2 separate regions of the Homo sapiens genome follow, and region 2 is linked to region 1. A link is an interaction called in ENCODE POLR2A ChIA-PET data of the cell type or tissue named here. Cell type or tissue: GM12878. All regions are shown on one strand. Each heading gives the region's core, and the rest is flanking DNA. Links, peaks and the distances in the headings are about the cores only. Region 1 overlaps MAP3K14 (mitogen-activated protein kinase kinase kinase 14). Region 2 overlaps LOC105371796 (a long non-coding RNA gene).

Region 1 (10,960 bases), core at 1,069-9,068:
CCTCCAAATCCAATGACTGGAGGCAGGCTGAGGCTTTATGTTGAGTAAGGTCTTGGCCCCAGAGTGTCCTGTCTAGCTGCAGAGCAAGGATCTTATGCGTGGCAGTTCCTGGGCATGTACTAGGTCTGCTGGGTGTTGGGCCCCGTGCTGAGTGCTGGCAGTACACTGAGGAAGAAGACACTGTCCCTTGAGGATCTTACAGTCTACTGGGGGAAACAGACAAGAAGTCAGAAGAGTTCAGTACAATACAGGGATGCAATGACAGAGATAGACACACAGCAGATGTGACGGGAACACAGAGCGACACCTAGTCCAGCCCAGGAGGTGATGCCTGAGCTGAGTCTGAAGCAGTGAGCAAGACCTGCCCAAGAAAAAGGAGAGGGTGTTCTGGGTAGAGGGGATGGCAAAAGGTAAGGCACAGAGGTGAGTCAATGCAGCAATCACCAGCAGCTTGAAGTTGTCAGTGAGTAAAGCGTAAGTCAGGCAGTCCCAGGAGAGGAGGCTGCAGATGAAGTTCAGCTATCAGACCATGGACACACGCTTGATCCTCATATACCCCCAGGGTTTAAATTCTCAGATGAGTGAGCGGGGTATAATTCCACATTCCTCCCAGACTCTTGGGGGTAAAGTTCCAGATGGCAGAAGCTGCAGAGTAGGGGCAGATGGCACTGGCCAGGCACAGTGCCTCATTCCTGTAATCCCAGCATTTTGGGAGGCTGAGGCAAGAGGATCACTTGAGCCTGGGAGTTTGAGATCAGCATGTATAACATAACAAGACTGTGTCTTTATGAAAATAAAAAAAAAGAAAAAAGAAAAGAAAATCCTGCCATTGGTACAGAACCCCCACCCTGGCCTGGGCTAACAATCTGACAAGTGACAGGCTTCTGAAAGGCTTGCTTCACTCTCTCCCTCAGGCGGAGAAGGAGAATGGCCATGTGATCCCTGGGACATAGAAACAGATGTCTGAGGAAGGAGGAAGGGGCCTTACTGGGGCCTGCACTCAGGCACTGTGAGTGAAACGCAGCTGGAGGAACCTCAGAACTGGACTCATTGGCCTGCTTGAGGCCTGCTTCCCAGGAGAGTAATTTCTGAATAAGCATTTCCCATTAAGGAGGATATGAAATGTGAAGGTACATTAATCATTAAAATCTTACAGATCAATTATTAAAAAGAAACAAATCTGACATGCCCTCAAAAACTCAGTCTCGGCCAGGCATGGTGGCTCACGCCTGTAATCCCAGCACTTTCGGAGGCCGAGGCAGGTGGATCAGTTGAGGTCAGGAGTTCAAGACCAGCCTGGGCAACATAGTGAAACCCTGTCTCTACTAAAAATACAAAAATTAGCCAGGCATGGTGGCGCGTGCCTGTAATCCCAGCTACTCAGGAGGCTGAGATGAGAGAATTGCTTGAACCTAGAGGTGGAGGTTGCAGTGAGCCGAGATCGCGCCACTGCACTCCAGCCTGGGCAACAGAGCGAGACTCCATCTCAAAAAAACAAAACTCAGTCTTGCTGCCAATCCCACAGGTCAAACTGCAGGGTAAATACAATTTATGGGGTAAAGTTTCTGACTGTCCTGCAATTACCACCACATGCCTGATGATGGCTGGCCGGCCCTAGCCGTGCAGAAACTACTGTCTATAAGGCCCCTTCAGATGTTTAGGGCAATTCCCTCGCATCTATTCTATTGGCATTGGTCTTACCCACTTCCAGCTTCTCTCTGACCTCCCACCCTGGCGCTGAGCTAATCTTGAAACATCGTGTACTTAAGACAACCTCAAGCTCAAAGACATCTGCTGGCTCTGCACTGCTTATGGGCTCAGTCTCAGCTCTGTGGTCCATAATCTTTTTGGCCATTGTTTCCCCAAACATAGGGTTTGGCTTTGGCCAGTCTGATCTCTCTACAACCCCTTGGCTACTCAACTCTCCAGGTCCCATGTGTGCCATGCTGTTGTGTGGGCCACCCCATACATCCTGCTTGTCCTTCAAAGGCAAGGCTCAGCCTCTACCCAGGAAGTTCCTCCCATCAGCTCCACTGTACAACGGCCTCCTTTTCTGCCTGCCCACAGCACCTTGTCTCCTCTATCCTCATCCTCCTCCTGGTCCTGACACCCCCACTCCCTTTTACTCATTCAATGAAACAATGTAGATGAAGGAACTCTGGGAACAATAAAGCATCATAGCAAGTGAAGATACCCACTTTTTGTGTGCACAACTCACAGAATTGCAATCTAAGTAGGGAACAAATTAAAAAAAACAGAAAAAAGCATAATCAAAAATGTTTAGGGCTGAGCATGGTGGCTTATGCCTGTAATACCAGCACTTTGGGAGGCCAAGGCAGGAGGATTGCTTGAGTCCAGGAGTTTGAGACCAGCCTGGGCAATATAGTGAGACCCCATCTTTACAAAAAAATACAAAACTTAGCTGAGCATAGTCACACGTGTCTGTAGTTCTAGCTACTCAGGAGGCTGAGGTGGAAGGATTGCTTTAGTCTAGGAGTGCAAGGTTGCAGTGAGCCATGATTACGCCACTGCACTCCAGCCTGGACAACAGAATGAGATCCTGTTTCAAAAAAAAAAAAAAAGCCGGGTGCCATGGCTCACGCCTGTAATCCCAACACTTTGGGAGGCCGAGGCAGGCAGATCACCTGAGGTCAGGAGTTTGAGACCAGCCTGACCAACACAGAGAAACCCCGTCTCTACTAAAAATACAAAATTAGCCAGGCATGGTGGCACATGCCTGTAATCCCAGCTACTCAGGAGACTGAGGCAGGAGAATCGCTTGAACCTGGGAGGCGGAGGTTGCAGTGAGCTAAGATCATGCCATTGCATTCCAGCCTGGGCAACAAGAGCGAAACTCCATCTCAAGAAAAAAAAAAAGTTCACAGTATTTCTATAACAGTAAAAAAACTGGAACAAAAAAGTCTAATTACAGGGGAAGGATAATTATTAAATAAATCATGGAACATCCATTAAAAATGTTTATAAATCATTTTAACAATATGGAAAAATGGGATATTAAATTAGTAGAAAGAGGATACAGAAGCATATCTAAAATACGACCCTATATACATGTGTCGGTATATTACAATGATATTTATAAAAATGCAGATACCTAGGACATATAGCAATGGTTCTCTTTTGGTGGTGGGCTTATGGATGATTTAATATTTCTTTTTATACCTTTCTAATTTTTCCACTTTTTCAGTGAGCACATATTAGTTTTCTCAGTTCTCTTTTTTTTTTTTTTTTTGAGATGCAGTCTCACTCTGTCACCTTGGCTGGACTGCAGTGACACGATCTCAGCTCACTGTAACCTCTGCCTCCCAGGCTTAAGTGATCCTCCCATTTCAGTCTCCCAAGTAGCTGGGACAGGTGCGTGCCACCACGCTTGGCTAATTTTTTGTATTTTTGGTAGAGACAGGGTTTTGCCATGGTGCCCAGGCTGGTCTTGAACTCTTGAGCTCATGAGATTCACCTGCTTCAGCCTCCCAGAGTGCTGGCATTACAGGCATGAGCCACTGCGCCCGACCTTGGTTCTCATTTTTAACAGATAATGTTTCTAAGTGGTTAAAAAAAAAAATACAGAAGGGGTGCCATTGAAAAGCATGAGTCCTTCCCTCCATTCCTATAAGGGGATCCCCGTTAACAGTTTCTTGTATCTCCCTCTACTGATTTTCTCTGTAGGTATTACTTTTATTCATTTTTATTATTGTTATTATTTTTATGAGATGGAGTCTCACTCTATTGCCCAGGCTGGAGTGCAACGGTGCGATCTTGGCTTACTGCAACTTCCGCCTCTTGGGTTCAAGAAATTCTCCTGCCTCAGCCTCCTGAGCAGCTGGGATTACAGGCGCCTGCCACCACACCCGGCTAATTTTTCTATTTTTAGTAGAGACCGGGTTTCACCATGTTGGCCAGGCTGGTCTCAAACTCCTGACCTCAAGTGATCTGCCTGCCTTGGCCTCCCAAAGTGCTGCGATTACAGGCATGAGCCACTGTGCCCGGCCAAGTATTACTTTTTAATCATGAAAACAACTAAAAAAGAATCTCTTGGCATGGGATGAGAATTTAGGAAGCATTAGGTCCACACTTGAGATTGGGGCTTTATAAATATGTGATGAGCTGGTTTCTCCAACCGTGTGCGCGCACATGCACACACATGCAAGCACAAACCCATGTGTGGGCAGGAAACTTCACCAGAAAGTCTGTGGCTCTTCTGTTCTGCTCACTGAGTTCTGGCAGCTGGGCCGCAAAACAGAAGGCTGGAGATGGGCAAGCTTGTCCTTCCTGGTTTTGGTTTTCATTTCATTCCCTCCCTTGTTCTCTGCTGAGGACTGAGAGTTTTATCAGTTGTGACTCAAGAAATAGGAAGGTGCTCAGAAGATGCGGACTGTTTCCTGCTTTGATTTATCGAATGGCAAATGCATGCGTGGTTACAGGCCCGTGCTAGTGCTGGATGGACCACATGCCCCTGGGCAAGAGTGGCCCCCCAGAGTGAAAAACAGCAGAAGTGGACCAGGGAGAAAAAAACCAGCCCTTCCTCCACTGCTTGCGCAAAGGGGTGGGAATCGCAGGGTTAGTCCTAGTCTGGGAAACCCAAGGGAGGACAGTTTTCCTAGCTAGCCTCTCCTGCCTTTCTTATATGTGATCTTTAACCTTGCTTAAAAATTTTTTTTCAGGCCAGGTGCAGTGGCTCATGACTGTAATCCCATCACCTTGGGAGGCCGAGGTGGGTGGATCACTTGAGGTCAGGAGTTCAAGACCAGCCTGGCCAACATGGGGAAATCTCGTCTCTACTAAAAATACAAAAATTAGCTGGGTGTGGTGGTGGGCACCTGTAATCCCAGCTACTTTGGAGGCTAACGCAGGAGAATCACTTGAGCCCAGGAGGTAGAGGTTGTAATGAGCCGAGATTGCACCACTGCACCCCAGCTTGGGCAACAGAGTGAGACTCCATCTCAAAAATTTTTTTCCAATACCAAAATAATTGTTCATTGTAAAAATGTAAACAAAACAAAATTGTATATAGAAAAAAAATCCCGGCACCGTCCCGTCCTCTCTGCAACATAAAAAACACTTAAGTTTCATGTAAATCCTTCTAGTTCCAATTACTATACATATATAAACATATAGTTTGGGACTTTTTTTTTTTTTTGTATTTTTAGTAGAGACGGGGTTTCACCGTGTTAGCTAGGATGGTCTTGATCTCCTGACCTCGTGATCCAGCCGCCTCGGCCTCCCAAAGTGCTGGGATTACAGGCGTGAGCCACCGTGCCTGGCCTAGTTTGGGACTATTTTTAAAAGAAACATGGATTATACACATGTAATGTCATACAAATTGTATCTTTCACTTAAGATACTATGAATACTATTCCATCTCAGCACATTTAGATTTATTTCTTTTCTTTTCTTTTTTTTTTTTTTTTTTTTGAGACGGAGTCTCGCTCTGTCGCCCAGGCTGGAGCGCAGCAGCCCATTCTTGGCTCACTGCAACCTCCGTCTCCCGAGTTCAAGTGATCCTCCTGCCTCAACCTTCCGAGTTACAGGCGTCAGCCACCACATCCGGCTAATTTTTGTATTTTTAGTAGAGACGGGGTTTCACCATGTTGGTCAGGCTGGTCTTGAACTCCTGACCTCAAACAATCCACCCGCCTTGGCCTCCCAAAGTACTGGGATTACAGGTGTGAGCCACCATGGTTGACCTCTAATTCATTCTTTTTAAGGCTTCATAAGATTGGAAGGTACAGATGTATCATCATTTTCCCACCTGGAAACTTTGTTTCCAATTTTTCACTTATACGTAATAATGGAAAAAACTCTACCCTTATTCACATTTATGTGTACATGTAGAAGGAATTCTAGGTGGTAAGCTCTTGGGATTGGAATTTCTGGGTGACTCTTTTGTTAATGGGTTATATCTTTTCTCCTGTTTCTATGTGTCAGAGAAGTAGATAGCATCAGATAGGTGGTTTCCAAACATTGTATTATTTATTTGCTGTGAAGATGCTATCCTTGCTTTCAACATGCCTATAGTCTAGATGGGGAAAAAATGGGTAGATGGATAAATAAATCATAAAGGAATAATCAAAGTGCTCTTAGGATCAGAAAGACCCTCAGAGGTAATTTCTTCCAACATATTACTTACTAATCCTGAGGAATGGCCATTCAGCTACATGACAGGATGGCCTTGGAGTCAGAAGATCTGAGTTTGAATCTTAGTTTCTCAATACTCTGGTGTGTGACCATGGGCAGGTCACATAATCTGAGACTCAGGAGTCTTATCTGTAATATAGGGATCCTCAAACCTACATGATAGAATTTTACACGGTGACTCAATGCAAGGAACAAAGTTTAAATTACATAGCACAGTGCCTGGCATGCAGTGGGCACTCTGGAAACATCAGTGGAACCTCCAGTGAGATGGAAGCCGCTACAAGATGAGCAGTCAGACCTTTGTATGACTGGAAGTGTAAGATTTTTTTTGGTTTTATGTTTTTTTATTTTTTTTATTTTTTGAGACGGAGTCTTGCTCTGTCGCCCAGGCTGGAGTGCAGTGACGCAATCTCGGCTCACTGCAAGCTCTGCCTGCCGGGTTTACACCATTCTCCAGCCTCAGCCTCCTGAGTAGCGGGACTACAGGCACCCGCCACCACGCTCAGCTAATTTTTTGTATTTTTAGTAGAGACAGGATTTCACCATGTTAGCCAGGATGGTCTCGATCTCCTGACCTCGTGATCCACCTGCCTCGGCCTCCCAAAGTGCTGGGATTACAGGCGTGAGCCACAGCGCCCGGCCGTTTTTTTTTTTTTTTTTGTGAGACAGAGTCTTGCTGTCACCCAGGCTGGAGTGCAGTGGTGTGATCTTGGCTCACTGCAACCTCCACCTCCCGAATTCAAGCGATTCTTATGCCTCAGCCACCCAAGTGGCTGGGATTACAGGCATGTACCACCACGCATGGCTAATTTCATTTATTTATTTTTTTGTAGAAATGGGATTGTGCCATCTTGGCCAGGCTGATCTCAAACTCCTGGCCTCAAGTGATCTGCCCACCTCAGCCTCCCAAAGTGCTAGGATTACAGATGTGAGTCATGGTCTATAAGTGTTAAGTTGCTTCAAAGTTGCTGCTATAAGGCACTGAAGCCTACCTCCCACAGCTTCTAGCCAGCAGCCCTAGCATCAGACAGAAAGTCTGGAACAGATGTGGTCAAAGCAGGAGGAGGACAATCCTGAAAGCAGAGGGACAGAGTGGTCGGCAAGAACCCATGAAGATGTTCTTTGAAGAGCATTCTGCACACCCCATCTGGCTTCTGTGTCCACTGGCAGTGCCTCAGCTCTGCGTGATGAACTGGGACCCACAATTCCTTGGCAGCTAAAGCTGAAATTAGTTGTCCTGTGGTCATCTTTGAGTGTTACAACAATCTGCTATTTGTATACACATAACTACATGCTGGTTGTTGGTAATCATACAAATGAATAATAATGACAGCTATTATTATCTGCCATGTATTAGGTAATGCGTGCATTTTTTTCTTGAATCCTCACAACTCTGTGAGCAAGGCACTAATGTTATCCGTTTACAAGGAGGAAGAAACTGGGCCTCAGTAGGCCAAGTAATTTGCCCAAGGCCACACAGCAGTGAAGTGGCAGCGGCAGGATTTGCACAAGAGACTTTTATGTCAAAGCCCATACTCTTAACCATGACACTCTTCCTACTCCCAAATGATCTAAGCTTTAAAAATTGGGACCGAGATGCAGAAGCTGTCACAAGTCAAAGGTTAGTGAGAAATTCAGGGACTGGCCTGGGAGGAAGCACCTTAATTAGGAAGCATGAACTACAGCCAGCCTATGTTCTGGAAAAAGCAACTTTAAAATGACAACAGGGAAGAAAGACTCCAAGCTGGACTTGTGGTGGGCCTGTGTTCCTCAGCCCACCCAGGCCTGACATAGCCAGGCCCATTCCAAGGAGAAATTCTATGACAAATGCAAATTTGCCATTCACTTTACAAAGCCTGGCTGCAGGCTTCTTGAACCTATTTACCATTCTTTTTATAACAAAGACTCGAGCATCATTTGCTATCTTCATAAATTTCATCAGTACTTTTGCCCCCAGGCCCTGATACAGGGCATTTTATAAGCTTTAAAAGAGAAGTATTACAATGGTATTTTCAATTCAACCTTCAAATCCTTTGCACAAGGAGAGCCAACAGCAAATAGAAAAGACGCCACAGGGGGCATCATGGATCCACAAAGACCCAATATGCAGGAGAACATGTCGGGCAAGGTAGTATTGAGATAAAAACCTGTCACACGTGTACTTAATTTTATACAATAAGCAACAAGGAATGTTTAATGTATATTGTATAAAAAATTTTTCAGGCCGGGAGTGGTGGCTCACACCTGTAATCCTAGCACATTGGGAGGCCCAGGCGGGCGGACTGCCTGAGGTTGTGAGATCGAGACCAGCCTGGCCAACATGGCAAAACGCTGCCTCCACTAGAAATACAAAAATTAGCTGGGTGTGGTGGTGGGTGCCTGTAATCCCAGCTACTCGGGAGGCTGAGGCACAAGAATCGCTTGAACCCGGGAGGTGGAGGTTGCAGTGAGCCGAGATTGTGCCACTGCACTCCAACCTAGGCAACAGAGTGAGACTCTGTCTCAAAAAATTAAAAAAAAAAATTAATTAATTAATTAATTAAAAAAATTTCAAGTGTCATCGAAATCAGCAACTTAGGGTATTTTGTGTAACTGAATATTCTGATTAAGTGGGGGCTGCCCTGTATGCCACTTAACATGACCAATTTCCAAAGATTAGATGGCCATAATTGCCCTTGACACTAAAATCATGTGAAACACAGCCAGTTTCTTTGATGACTCAAAACGTACTTTGTGATCTTGCCAAGCTTTGAGATCATCGTTACAAGCAGCATTTTGGTTGTGAAAAACAACTCTCCTTATTTAACCTTTTGGGGTGGATTCTGAGCAAGAAGTTCCCTAGGCTACGGTCAATCTCGCTGAAATACAACCACCCACCGCTCCTTTCTGGGTTTAGAAATCTGGTTTTCAGAGGTGGGAGTGGCTTCAAGCAGCGTCTACCTGTGTTCAGAAAAGATGAAGAAAGACAGGCTCAGGCTCCCTGTATAGGAGAATTCAAGTTCATTGTAGTCACTGGTGACTGGTTCTGAAATTGAGGAACTAGTTTGAGGAACTTCAGAATAAACAAGAAACCCAAAGAACTCAGCTTCCACAGAAGGCTTCCAATGCATGGAAGGAGGCACAGGTCCAGCTCCGCCCTGTGGCGGGGCAACCTTGACCCTGGCCTCATTTCAGATGCTGCCCCACATGCTCTTTGACAAGCTGGACCAAGTAACCAGCTTGAGGACATGAGTGGCAGAGGGGTCCCTTTATAATGAGGGGTCATATTCTTGTCCTCCCTTGGGAAGGTAAAAAAGGGCTTGGGACATGGGGCATGATGAGGAATATTCTCAGAGGATCTCACACGATTCTTTGGTAAAAGAGGGTAAATCATGAAACAGCCCACGGCTCTCTCGTCCTCCCCGAGGCCAGCAGGGCTTAGCGGGAGGAGTTTGGATTCAAGTCTTGTACTTTCACTCAACAGCAAATATTTAATCAGTGGCTACCATGTTTCAGGCACCGTGCTGGCCAGCAGGAATATGAGGATGACCAAGAGCCTTCTCTGTTGAAACCCTTGAAAGGCCTTCTTGGAATGCTGAACCCAGTTACCTAGAAGCACTGCCTTGATCTACCTGCCTACAACTCTCTAGTGGCACCAAGCCTATGGGATGTGCCAGTGTGGTCACTGCCCTCCCAATTCTCACTTGGAGGGGTGGGAGGTGGTCAGTTATGTGTTTATTAGCTGGCTACTCACTGTCTGATTCTACTTTGAACTATATTTTCTTTTTTGAGAAGAGGACTTGTTCTGTCACCCAGGCTGGAATGCAGTGGTACAACCATAGCTTACTACAGCCTCGAACTCCTGAGCTCAAGTGATCATCCCACCTCAGCCTCTGAAGTAGCTGGACTACAGGTAAGCACCACCATGCCCAGCTAATCTTTTTTTTTTTTTTTTGACAGAGTCTTGCTCTGTCGCCCAGGCTGGGGTGCAGTGGTGCGATCATGGCTCATTGCAACCTCTGCCTCCCAGGTTCAAGTGATTCTTGTGCCTCAGCCTCCCGAGTAGCTGGGATTACAAGTGCCCACCAACACACCTGGCTAATTTTTGTATTTTTAGTAGAGACGGGTCTCACCATGTTGGCCAGGCTGGTCTTGACCTCCTGGCCTCAAGTGGTCTGCCTGTCTTGGCCTCCCGAAGTGCTGGGATTACAGGTGTGAGCCACTGCGCCTGGCAATGTCCAGCTAGTTTAAAAAAATTTTTTTTTTGGAGGTGGATCTCACTATGTTGTCCAGGCTGGTCTCCAGTTCTTGGCCTAAAAGGCAATCCTCCTGCCTTAGCCTCCCAAGTCATTGGGATTACAGGCATGAGCCACTGTGCCCAAGCAACATTTGAGCAAATTTCTCCTGACTGTCCCTACGCTTCTGAAAATGCACTTCTTTCCCCCAGAGTGCTGAAGTTGCCCAACTGTTACCAAGCTCCCGCTCCAAGCTGACAAGTGGTACAAGACCCCAGGGTGAGAGAAATACCAAGGTGTTCCCACCCAGGCACCTGCAGAATCCGAGACGCTCTACGCCTGACAGTGCTGGCTCAGGCTGGAAAAGGAGGGCCACTGGGCTGCGCATGGTGGCCTCCTCGCTCCCTCCAGCTCCTATAGTCATGGCTCCTGACCAGCACCGGGGTTGACCTGTGAGATGTCTGCCTTCGTGCCCAGCTTACCCCTGTCTTGGTGAGGTCCTCCAGGGCGGTGCCTCAATTGTGTTTGGTTTTCTAGCACCTAGCAGACATGGCCCATTTGACACACTTGGCAAATGTTCCTGAGTGAAAGGA
Region 2 (10,960 bases), core at 1,468-9,467, 55 kb after region 1:
CACCCCCTGACCAATAAGGCTCATCAGCCTCCTCACACCCAGGAGGAGACCAAGCATGACTCATTACCTCCACCTCTCGCTTCCTCTTCCCTCCTCAGTGTGTTTCCCCTTGGCTTCCCCATCCCACACGTGACCACACTTATCCACAGAACAAAGGAATCCTGGCCACTAACCTTAGGCTGGTGCTCAGCGTGGGTCCTCCATCTTCTAGGGTGATGCGTCTGGCTAATTTTCAAGATCTCATTCACCCCAACAAGCATTTACTTAGAACCTATGTTCTTAAAAGCACTTGAAGCAAATAAGTACAGCCATTGCCCTCAATTGCTTTCAGCCTAGTAGGAGCGATAAGATCTATCACTGAAGATTCAGTTGACCAGTTGACGTAAGAGCAAACCCCAAATAGCAATGGCTTAAATGAGATAGAACTTATTTCACTTACACAAAATAGAAGCCTGGAAGTAGGTAGTCCTGGGCTGGTTCTGTATTTCCTTGGCATCACTGGGTATTCAGGCTCTTTATGTCTCTCTGTGTCGTCCTAGCATGTGATTTTCCTGGGCCGAGATGGCTGTTGAAGTGGGTTGAAGAATGAATGGGGGCTGGGCATGGTGGCTCACGCCTGTAATCCCAGCACTTTGGGAGACCAAGGTGGGCAGATCACGAGGTCAGGAGTTTGACACCAGCCTGGCCAACATGGTGAAACCCCATCTCTACTAAAAACAAACAAACAAACAAACAAACAAAAATTTAGCCAGGGGTGGTGGCGCGCACCTGTAGTCCCAGCTACTCAGGAGGCTGAGGCAGGAGAACTGCTTGAACCTGGGAGGCAGAGGTTGCAGTGAACTGAGATCATGCCACTGCACTGCAGCCTGGGAGACAGAGTAATAAATAAATAAATAAATAATGATAATAATGAATGGAAATTGAGGCAGAGGGAGCAAAGCAATGGCACAGTAGTTGCATGTGCACATGCGTCAGGAGAGGAATTTTAAAAGATGGAAGATAGTAGAGGCAAATGAAATCTTTTTTTTTTTTTTTTTTGACGGGGTTTCACTCTATCACCCAGGCTGGAGTGCAGTGGTGCAATCTCAGCTCACTGAAACCTCCGCCTCCCAGGCTCAAGCAATTCTCCTGCCTCAGCTTCCCAGGTAACTGGGATTACAGGCGTGCTTCACCACGCCCGGCTCATTTTTATTTATTTTTTATTTTTTTGTATTTTTTAGTAGAGACAAGGTTTCACCATGTTGGCCAAGCTGGTCTGGAACTCCTGAGCTGAAATAATCCACCCGCCTCGGCCTCCCAAAGTGCTGGGATTACAGGCATGATCCACCACGCCCAGCTGAAAGGATCTAATTCAGAGACAGAGGCTGGTGATGGCAGAGGAGGGAGAATGTCTTACGAGTCCAATCAGTTATTAAGGAGGTGAGAGGAGACAGCGTCTACTGCACTTGTGGAGCAAATGGCCTTGGAGAGGAGCAGGGATACGCTTCCAATTGTCACAAGGAGGAGAGCATGGCACTGATGGAGAGGTGGGAAGGAAAGGACATTCCTGAGGAGGGACAGGTTCTGTTTTTTAAATAAAGGTGGCCTTCCTGCTTTCCCTCCTGCCTGCCTGCCTTCCTGCCTTCCTGCCTTCTTGCCTTCCTGCTTTCCTGCCTGCCTGCCTTCCTGCCTTCCCTCTCTCACTCTTTCCTTCAACAAGCATTTATTAAGCACCTACTGCATGCCACGGCACTGCTCTAGACACTGAGACTATAGCAGCAAATAAACAGACAAAATCCGCTATCTTCCTGGAGCACACATTCTATTGGGTGGAGAGTGTCAACTAATAAAATGAATAAGTCAGTTTTATCGATGTTAGAAGATGGCCAACGCTACAGAGAAAAGTAAAGCAAGCAAGAAGGTAGGGCATTTTGATGGGAAGAAGAGAACAAGAGAAGGATTGTGGAGGAAAAGTGGTGGGGTGGCGGGATTGCAGCTCTCCTCACTCAGAACACTGGTGCAGTGGGGAATGAGAGCCAGAGGGCCAGAGGGGTGGGTGATGGTGTCTAAGTGTGGGATCCTGAAATCAGGATGTTGGAGGTGGGACAAGGTCTAGAGTGTGCTATGCAAACGGGTGGCAGAGTTGGAGTGGAGCAAAAGGTCTTTGGAGGTGAGGAGTTCAAGTGACTGAGAAGCCAGGGTATTGAAGTTCACACATGTGGATGGTGAGGTCACAAGAATGTTGACAGGGCTGGAGTGGAGACAGTGCCTGGAGCTAAAGTCCACAATGAACAAGGAGGTTGGGCAGGAGACAGATGGATGCACTGGAGAGAGGTACAGAGTGGTTTAGCCAGTTAGTGTGCACTTCAAAGGAACTAGGGTTTTTTTGTTTTTGTTTTTGTTTTTTTGAGACAGAGTCCCGCTCTGTCACCCAGCCTGCCTGGTGAGCTGTGGCATGATCTCGGCTCTCTGAAACCTCCGACTCCCGGGTTCAAGCAATTCTCGTGCCTCAACCTCCCGAGTAGCTAAGATTACAGGTGTGCGCCACCCTGCCCGGCTAATTTTTGTATTTTTAGCAGAGATGGGGGTTTCACCATGTTGGCCAGCAGTCTCAAACTCCTGACCTCAAGTGATCCACCCGCCTGTGCCTCCCAAAGTGTTGGGATTACAGGTGTGAGCCACTGTGCCTGGCCAGAACTAGGGTTTTTGAAGGAGGAAGGAAGAGAAAGGACTTGGAAAGAGTAGTAGGGAGTAAGAAAAACACGTGTCCCTCTCACCTCCTGGCTCTGAGGATCCTGGAATAGGAGAGAAACAATAGCTTCCTCTGAGCCAGGAGGAAGTATATCTCAGGGACTTGCTTGGTTTCCATTAGGGCCAGGAAGTAGGGGGAAACTTCCAGAAGAGGTTGAGAGTAGGGTAGAGTGGGAGTTCCAGAAGAGGTTGAGAGTAGGGTAGAGTGGGAGTTCCAGAGAGCTCAGCGGGAGGGCTTGGGAAGATGAGAAGAAGGCTTGGCCAGCCTGGGATGAGTGTCTGGTAATGGTGGATCAATGGTGGCTTCTTCTGGTGAACAAGGATGCAGGCCTGATGGGGTAGTTTTCAGTGTTTTGTTTTTGTTGTTGTTGTTCGTTTGTTGTTTTTTTGTTTCGTTTTGCTTTTTTTTTTTTTTTTTGAGACAGAGTCTCGCTGTGTTGCCCAGGCTGGAGTGCAGTGGCACGATCTTGGCTCACTGCAACCTCTGCCTCCCAGGTTCAAGTGATTCTCCTGCCTCAGCCTCCCGAGTAGCTGGGATTACAGGTGCGCGCCACCTTGCCCAGCTAATTTTTTTTTTTTTTTTGTATTTTTAGTAGAGACGGGGTTTCACCATATTGGTCAGGCTGGTCTCGAACTCCTGACCTCGTGATCTGCCCGCCTTGGTCTCCCAAAGTGCTGGGATTACAGGCGTGAGCCACTGCGCCCAACCCAGTGGTCTCTTAAGAGGAGAAAAAATGGTCCAGACTGTGCTGCCCAAGATTTGATTTGCCTTTTTTCCAAAACATTTTATTATGAAAAATTTCAAACAGACAGAAAACTGGAAAGAATTATACAGTGGGCATTCATATAACTACCACATAGATTCTACAATTAACGTTTTACTCTATTTGCTTAATCACATATCTGTACATCTCTCTCTCCATCTATCCATCCGTCCATCTGTCCATCTGTCCATCCATCATTCCATCCACCCATCCGTCTACCCACCCATCCACCCATCCGTCTACCCACCCATCCACCCATCCTTCTGCCTTTTTATTTATTTTTTGAATCATTTCAAAGAAAGTTGCAGACATCAGTATATTTTACCCCTAAACACTTCAGGATGAATATAATTAACTAGAGTTCAATATTTGTTTGCCTTTTTTAAGTAAAATTTACACACAGGAAATGCACAGATCTTAAATATGAGTGAGTTTAAGGTGAGTTTTGACAAATGCCTGTACCTGTGTCACTCAAACCCCTATCAAGATATCAACAGCAGGGATTACAGGCATGAGCCACCCGAGGTGGGTGGATCACTTGAGGTCAGAAGTTCGAGACCAGCCTGACCAACATGGATAAACCCCTTCTCTACTAAAAATACAAAATTAGCTGGGTGTGGTGGCACATGCCTGTAATCCCAGCTACTCAGGAGGCTGAGGTAGGATAACTGCTTGAACCTGGGAGGCAGAGGTTGCAGTGAGCCGACATCGCACCATTGCACTCCAGCCTGGGCAACAAGAACGAAACTCTGTCTCAAAAAAAAAAAAAAAAAAGATATCAAGAACATTATCATCACCTGAGGAAGTCCCCTCATGCAACTTCTCAGTCATTCTTATTTTTGTCACCATAGATTAGTTTTCGCCTATTTTAGGACTTGCATTATGAGTCCCAGTTGTAAATACTCTTTTGGATCTAGCTAGTTTCACAGCTAGCAGTGGGAGATTCATCCATGTTGTTGTTGCACATATTGGTAGTTAATATCCTTTGTTGCTCAGCGATATTGTATTAGGCGATTATAACAGAAGAATTATTTGTTCGTCTGTTGATAGTCACTGGAGCTGTTTCTAGTTTTTAGCAATTATGAATAAAGCAGCTGTGAAAATTCTTTTATGAGTCTTTCTGTGACATATGCTTTCAGTTCTCTTAGGTAAATACCTAAACATGAAATTGCTGGGTCATAGATAGGTTTCATTTTATAAGAAACTACCAGCTTTTTACCCAAGGTGGTTGCATCATTTTACATTCTCACTAATAATGTATGAGAGTTCCAGTTGTTCTACATCCTTGCCAACATTTGATGTTGTCAATCTTTAATTTTAGCTTTCCTGGTGGGTGTATGTTGGTGTCTCATTATGGTTTTATTTTATATTGTCTTGATGACTAATGATGTTGAGCACTTTTTCATGTGTTTCTTGGCCATCTGTGTCTTCTTTTGTGAAGTGTCTATTCAAATATTTTGCCTATTTTAAAAATTGAGGTATTTATCTTTTTATTATTGAGTTGTAGGTATCCTTTATATATTCTGCATATAAATCCATTGTCAGATATGTTTTGCAAATATTTTCTCCCTGAGGCTTGCATATAATTTTGTTAATACTGTCTTTTGATGAACAGAAATTTTTAATTTTGATTAAGTCAATTTATCAATCTTAAAAAAAATTGCTTTCTGTGATCTATTTTAAGATACCTTACCTATTCCCCAGTCCCAAAGATATTCTCCTGTTTGCTTCTAGAAATTTTAACATTTTAACCCAAAAAATAACTTTAGCTTTTGATTGATTTCTATGATCTATTTAAAATCAATTTTTATGAATAGTGTGAGGGAGGAGGGGTTGAAGTTTATTTTTTTCCAGGCCGGGCACAGTGGCTCACACCTGTAATCCTAGCACTTTGGGAGGCTGCAGCAGCTTGATCCCAGGAGTTCGAGACAAGCCTGAGCAACATGGCAAAACCCTGTCTCTTCAAAAAATACAAAAATTAGCCAGGTGTGCTGGTGAGCGCCTGTGGTCCCATCTACTCAAAAGGCTTAGGTGGGAGAATTGCTTGAGTCTGGGAGGTAGAGGCTGCAGTGAGCTGAGATCACGCCACTGCACTCCAACCTGGGTGACAGAGTGAGACCCTGTCTCAAAAAAAAAAAGTTTTTTTTTTTCCATATGGATATTCAATTGTTCTGGCACCATTTGTGAAATAGACTTTACATTGGACTGCTTTGATGACTTTATACAATAATCAAATGACTGTTTAATTGTGGGTCTATTTCTGAGGTCTTCATTCCATTTATCTATTTGTTTAACCGTATGTTACTACCACGATGTTCTGATTACTATAGCTTTATAATTAATAAGTCATGAAGGCTGGGCACAGTGGCTCACACCTGTAATCCTAGTGTTTTGGGAGACTGAGGTGGGAGGATGGCTTGAGGCTAGGAGTTCAAGACCAGCCTATGCAACATAGGGAGATCCCATCTCTACAAAAATTTTAACTATTAGCTAGGTGTCATGTGAACCTGTAATCCTAGCTACTCAGGAGGCTCAGGCAGGAGGATTCCTTGAGTCTGGGAGGTCCAGGCTGCCGTGAGCTATCGTTGCACCACTGCACTCCTGTTTGGGTGACAGAGCAAGACCCTATCTCAAAAAAAAAAAAAAAAAAGTCATAAAAGTCATGAAGTCAGACGGGATAAATCCTCTAATTTTGTTTGTTTTCAAGGCGGTTTGGATATTCTAGGTCCTTTGCATTTCCATAAAAATTTTAGAATCAACACATTCAATTTTTTTTTAATTTTATTATTATTAAAGTTTTAGGATACATGTGCACAATGTGCAGGTTAGTTACATATGTATACATGTGCCATGTTGGTGTGCTGCACCCATTAACTCGTCATTTAGCATTAGGTATATCTCCTAATGCTATCCCTGCCCCCTCCCCCCACCCCACAACAGTCCCCAAAATGTGATGTTCCCCTTCATGTGTCCACAGAATCAACACATTCAATTTTGACAAGAGTCTACTAGAATTATGACTGAAATTGAGTTGAATCTAGAGATCATTTTGGAAAGAATAGTCATCCCAGCAATCTTGAGTCTTCCAATCCATGAACATTTATTTAGGTCTTGAATTTCTCTCAATAATATTTTGTAATCTTCAACGTAGAGGTCTTACATATCTTTTGTGAAATGTATTCCTAAGTATTTCATGGTTTTAAAAAGAGCTATTAAAGATGGAATTTTAAAAACATTATTTTTGGCCGGGCGCGGTGGCTCATGCCTGTAATCCCAGCACTTTGGGAGGCCAAGGTGGGCGGATCATGAGGTCAGAAGATCGAGACCATCCTGGCTAACACGGTGAAACCCCGTCTCTTCTAAAAATACAAAAAATTAGCCGGGCGTGGTGGCGGGTGCCTGTAGTCCCAGCTACTCTGGAGGCTGAGGCAGGCGAATGGCGTGAACCCAGGAGGCAGAGCTTGCAGTGAGCCGAGATAGCGCCACTGCACTCCAGCCTGGGCGAAAGAGCGAGACTCCGTCTCAAAAAAAAAAAAAAAAAAAAAATTTAAATTTTTTGTAAAGATGAAGCCTTGCTATGTTGCCTAGGCTGGTCTCAAACTCCTGGGTCCAAGCGATCCTCCTGCCTCCACCTCCCAAAGTGCTGGGATTATAGGCATGAGCCACTGTGCCCAGCAGGAATTTTTTTTTTTTTTTTTTTTTTTGAGATGGAGTTTTGCTGGTCGCCCGGGTTGGAGTGCGGTGGCACGATCTCGGCTCACGGCTCACTGCAATCTCCACCTCCCAGGTTCAAGCGATTCTCCTGCCTCAGCCTCCCGAGTAGCTAGGATTACAGGTGCCCACCACCACACCCGGCTAATTTTTTTTATTTTTATTAGAGACAGGGTTTCGCCATGTTGGGCAGGTTGGACCTCAGGTGATCCCCCTGCCTCTGCCTTCCAAAGTGCTGTGATTGCAGGCATGAGCCACCGCGCCCGGCCAGGAAATTTTTAAAATTTCATTTTCTATTGACAGCAGCAGAGGTGAGCACCAGAAAAGACAGTCCATCAGGTTATCCTAGGTGTGGGGAAGTGGGGTGGAGGAACACCACTTATTTGCAGATGGCTGTGCAAGATCTGGGAGGGTGGAAAAGAAAGGTGGCCATGTGATGGGGGGAAGTCGGATGCATAGCACTTCGGGGAAGACCGTCTTCCTTTCTCTGCCCTGTTACTAAGAAGGAATGTTCTTCCTCAACACTGTCCTGGGAGGTGAAGGCAGGACAATGCCAAGGAGCCTTGGGAAGGTGTTCCTGTTCCCCCAAGCCTTCTGAGCTGCATCATGCAGCCACCCCTCTGTGGGGGCTGTTGCCACCATGGCCTGAGATGAGCATGGTCCTCTGGGGACAGATGAGCTGGCCTCAGTGGTACAGGTGGTATACTCTCCCCTCTCCAGGAGAAGCCACAATGGGCCCTGATCCTTGCTTAGCTGGCTCAGCCTGCAGGGAGGAGATGGGGTCTGAAACACCTGGACTTCCCTTTACTCAAAATATCATAGCCAGGACAGATGCAGTAGCTCACACCTGTAATCCCAGCAATTTGGAAGGCCAAGATGGGTGGATCACTTGAGGTCGGTAGTTCGAGACCAGCCTGGCCAACCCTGGCGAAACCCTGTCTCTACTAAAAATACAAAAATTAGCTGGTCGTGGTGGCAGGTGCCTGCAATCCCAGCTACTTGGGAGGCTGAGGCAGGAGAATCGCTTAAACTGGGGAGGCGGATATTGCAGTGAGTGCAGATTGTACCACTGGATTCCCGCCTGGGCAACAGTGCGAGACTCCGTCTCAAAAAAAAAAAAAAATCACATCCAAGCTCCTGGCCTGGCTTTCCTTTCCGCTCCCTTCCATTGACTGCCTCCCTTGGTGGTCTCTCCATCTCGTTTTCCCATGTTGCCCCACCCAGTTATAGAGTCAGCTGGTCACATCTCTCAAAAGTGCCAAAACTTCCAACTCATGCTCTGAGGAAGGATTCTTAAGAAATAAGAATGTCCAAACTGGATGTCCAAAACTCCACCCATGCTGGGTCCTGTCCCTGTCTTGTTGGGAAGAATGTGGGTGGAGAAGGAAGGAAGGAGAGCAAGAGAGCTTCCCCCTTGTGAAGCAAGAGGACCATTGGGGGAGGAGCAGTGGCAGTGCCAAAGGGGGCTTTCATCCCTCCGTACCCCTCACAGTGCCCCAGAAGCCCCTTCAAAGAAAGATGTACTCACCATGCTTCAAGACAATGCTAGTTGCTACAACAAATAAACCCCCAAATATATTTTGTTTATTTCCCACTTATTTACCAGTTCATTGCAGATGTTCTTGGTTTGCAGGTGACCTTCCCCCATGCAGTGATTTAGAGACCAGGCTTTTTCCATTTTGAGGCCCTACCACCGCCTGGTCTAACTATCATCTTCTACACTCATTTAATAGGAGGGGAAAGAGACCCCATGAAAGGCATAACCACTCCTCAAAAGCCTTGGCCTGGAAGTGACACACGTTACTTCTGCTCCCATTCCATTGGCAAGAACGTGGCATGGGGCCAAGGGGGCCTGGGAAATGTGGTCCCTGGCTCGGCAACTGCTTCCCAGTGACAGCAACACTGGAAAGGAGAGTTCAGATGTTGCTCTCCCTGCCACTGAGCTCTGTTGAGTTTTCACCAGTCAGGTGGCCTTACTTTTAAACTGTGCAGAGCTCTCTGGATGTGAAGAGTTATCTCCCACTCCATCACCAGCATGGTTTCTTACTGTCTCCTCCATTGCTGAGGTTGTTACAGGCTCTTTTCCAGCCCCTCCCTCCTCCCTCAGCCACCCGGGGTCCCCCTCCTTCTAGTCGCTTGCCTAAACCTGACCTCCTCCAAGACACTTTTCAAGGATCTCAGCATCTTCCATTCTCTGGGCACCCTGTTTGCCATAAACACAAGTAGGAGCACTGTTTGGAGAACATATGTGCCCCTCTCTCATCTGCTTGCTAATGTTTGGTATTCTTCAACAGAGCACCAAGGTTTTCTCCCCACGATCAACACCAAGACTTCAGATGCGTGTACCCAACACTAAGACTTCAGATACATGCACCCTGGGGGAGAGGGCAGATCTTCTCGCACACAGGGGAGTGGTTGACTGGGGGATCCTTATAAGTCCTTGCAGAGGGGAGGGAAGGAGAGCAAGGGGACCCTGGGCAGGGGCAGACAAGGGAGCCAGCTATTGAAAGGGAGGCTTTGGCTATATTTTTCAATTAGCTCTATTTTTCAGTCATATGTTGAGCATCTTCAACTTTTTCTAAACAGACTAATCAAATAGTGTCCACTTATTAAATGCTGATATGGTTTGGCTGTGTCCCCAACCAAATCTCATTTTGATTTGTAGCTTCCATAATTCCCACGTGTTTTGGGAGGGACCCGGTGGGAGATCATTGAATCACGGGGGCGGTTTCTCCCATACTGTTCAAATGACAGTGAATAAGTCTCATGAGAGCTGATGGTTGTACAAGGGGAAACCCCTTTCACTTGCTTCCCTCATTCTCTTTTTGCCTGCCACCATGTAAGACATGCCTTTTGCCTTCCATCATGATTGTGAGGCCTCCCCAGCCACGTAGAATTGTGAGTCCATTAAACCTCTTTTTCTTTATAAATTACCCAGTCTTGGATATGTCTTTATTAGCAGCGTGAAAGCAGACTAATACAAATGCCAACCTTGTGCTGGGCACCACTAGCTCTTTTTATAAGCATGGTCTGATTTATCTTCCCAACAACCTCGTGAGGTAGGAACTCTTATTTTATCCCCGTTTGGCACAGGAGAAAAGCAAGACTCAGAGACATTTAGTAATTTTCCCAAGGTCACATAGCTTCTAGTCATTCTAGAAGAGCTTGGGTTTGAACCTAGATATCCAGCCTCAAAGTCCTCCAGTCCTCTGTGCCTGTGTCTCCTCTTCCCCTGGGATACCCAGCATGGCAGAGGCACTCAATGCTCATTGACTACTCATGTCCTCCTCCACACTTCCCAGCCTTCCGTGCAGTCAGGGTGGGGTCATGAGGCAAACTCTGACCAACAGGCTGTGAATGGAAGTGACAGGTGTCATTTCTGGACCGAAACACTGAAGTGCTGCTGTCCAACCCTCCTGTTCTCTCTTGGCCTTTAGTGGCAACCACAGATGCCATGGTTTGAAATGGTAGAGCCACTAGAAGGAAGTAGCCTGTACAAGGGACAGCTAACCTGGACAGTTACCCAACCTGCAGCAGTTTTGTGTGAACGAGAAAAATACACCTTTGTTGCATCAAGAAGCCGCTAAGATTTGGAGGTCAATGTTTACCTCAGCACACTATAGCCTCTCCTGACCAATACACCAGAACAGGACACTAGATAGAGTAGGGTTCCACTCAGTTGGTTACTAACAAGGTGGTGCTCTCAGACATTTTGTTTTATAAACTTTACAGTGCTCCAGAGTAAGGATGGAACT

The links. ChIA-PET counts read pairs that join two places held together with the same protein. Peaks named below come from ENCODE experiments on the same cell type or tissue, not always from the same donor. Only the 100,000 strongest peaks of a DNase experiment are listed, where the experiment ranks them.
Region 2: POLR2A ChIA-PET joins it to region 1 with 10 read pairs; 21 of 35 experiments call an interaction of 5 or more read pairs at or near these places.

What each region holds. Positions count from the first base shown.
Region 1 is chr17:45,298,601-45,309,560 of GRCh38, forward strand. The region is part of intron 1 of MAP3K14 (mitogen-activated protein kinase kinase kinase 14); the gene reads right to left. Among named protein-coding and RNA genes, the nearest start is that of MAP3K14, 13 kb to the right of the region's middle. RefSeq lists enhancers at 439-588, 4,329-4,378, 9,112-9,251 and a silencer at 1,359-1,408. In GM12878, for the core only: a CTCF peak has its summit at 1,609; DNase peaks (open chromatin) are centred at 4,251 and 8,931; H3K4me3 peaks cover 2,053 bases; H3K27ac peaks cover 7,443 bases.
Region 2 is chr17:45,353,128-45,364,087 of GRCh38, forward strand. It overlaps LOC105371796 (a long non-coding RNA gene), which reads right to left. Exons shown (of 3, transcript XR_934786.3): 3 at 10,122-10,556. Among named protein-coding and RNA genes, the nearest start is that of MAP3K14, 42 kb to the left of the region's middle. In GM12878, for the core only: no CTCF peak of the experiment used is centred there; DNase peaks (open chromatin) are centred at 4,514 and 4,910; H3K27ac peaks cover 2,080 bases.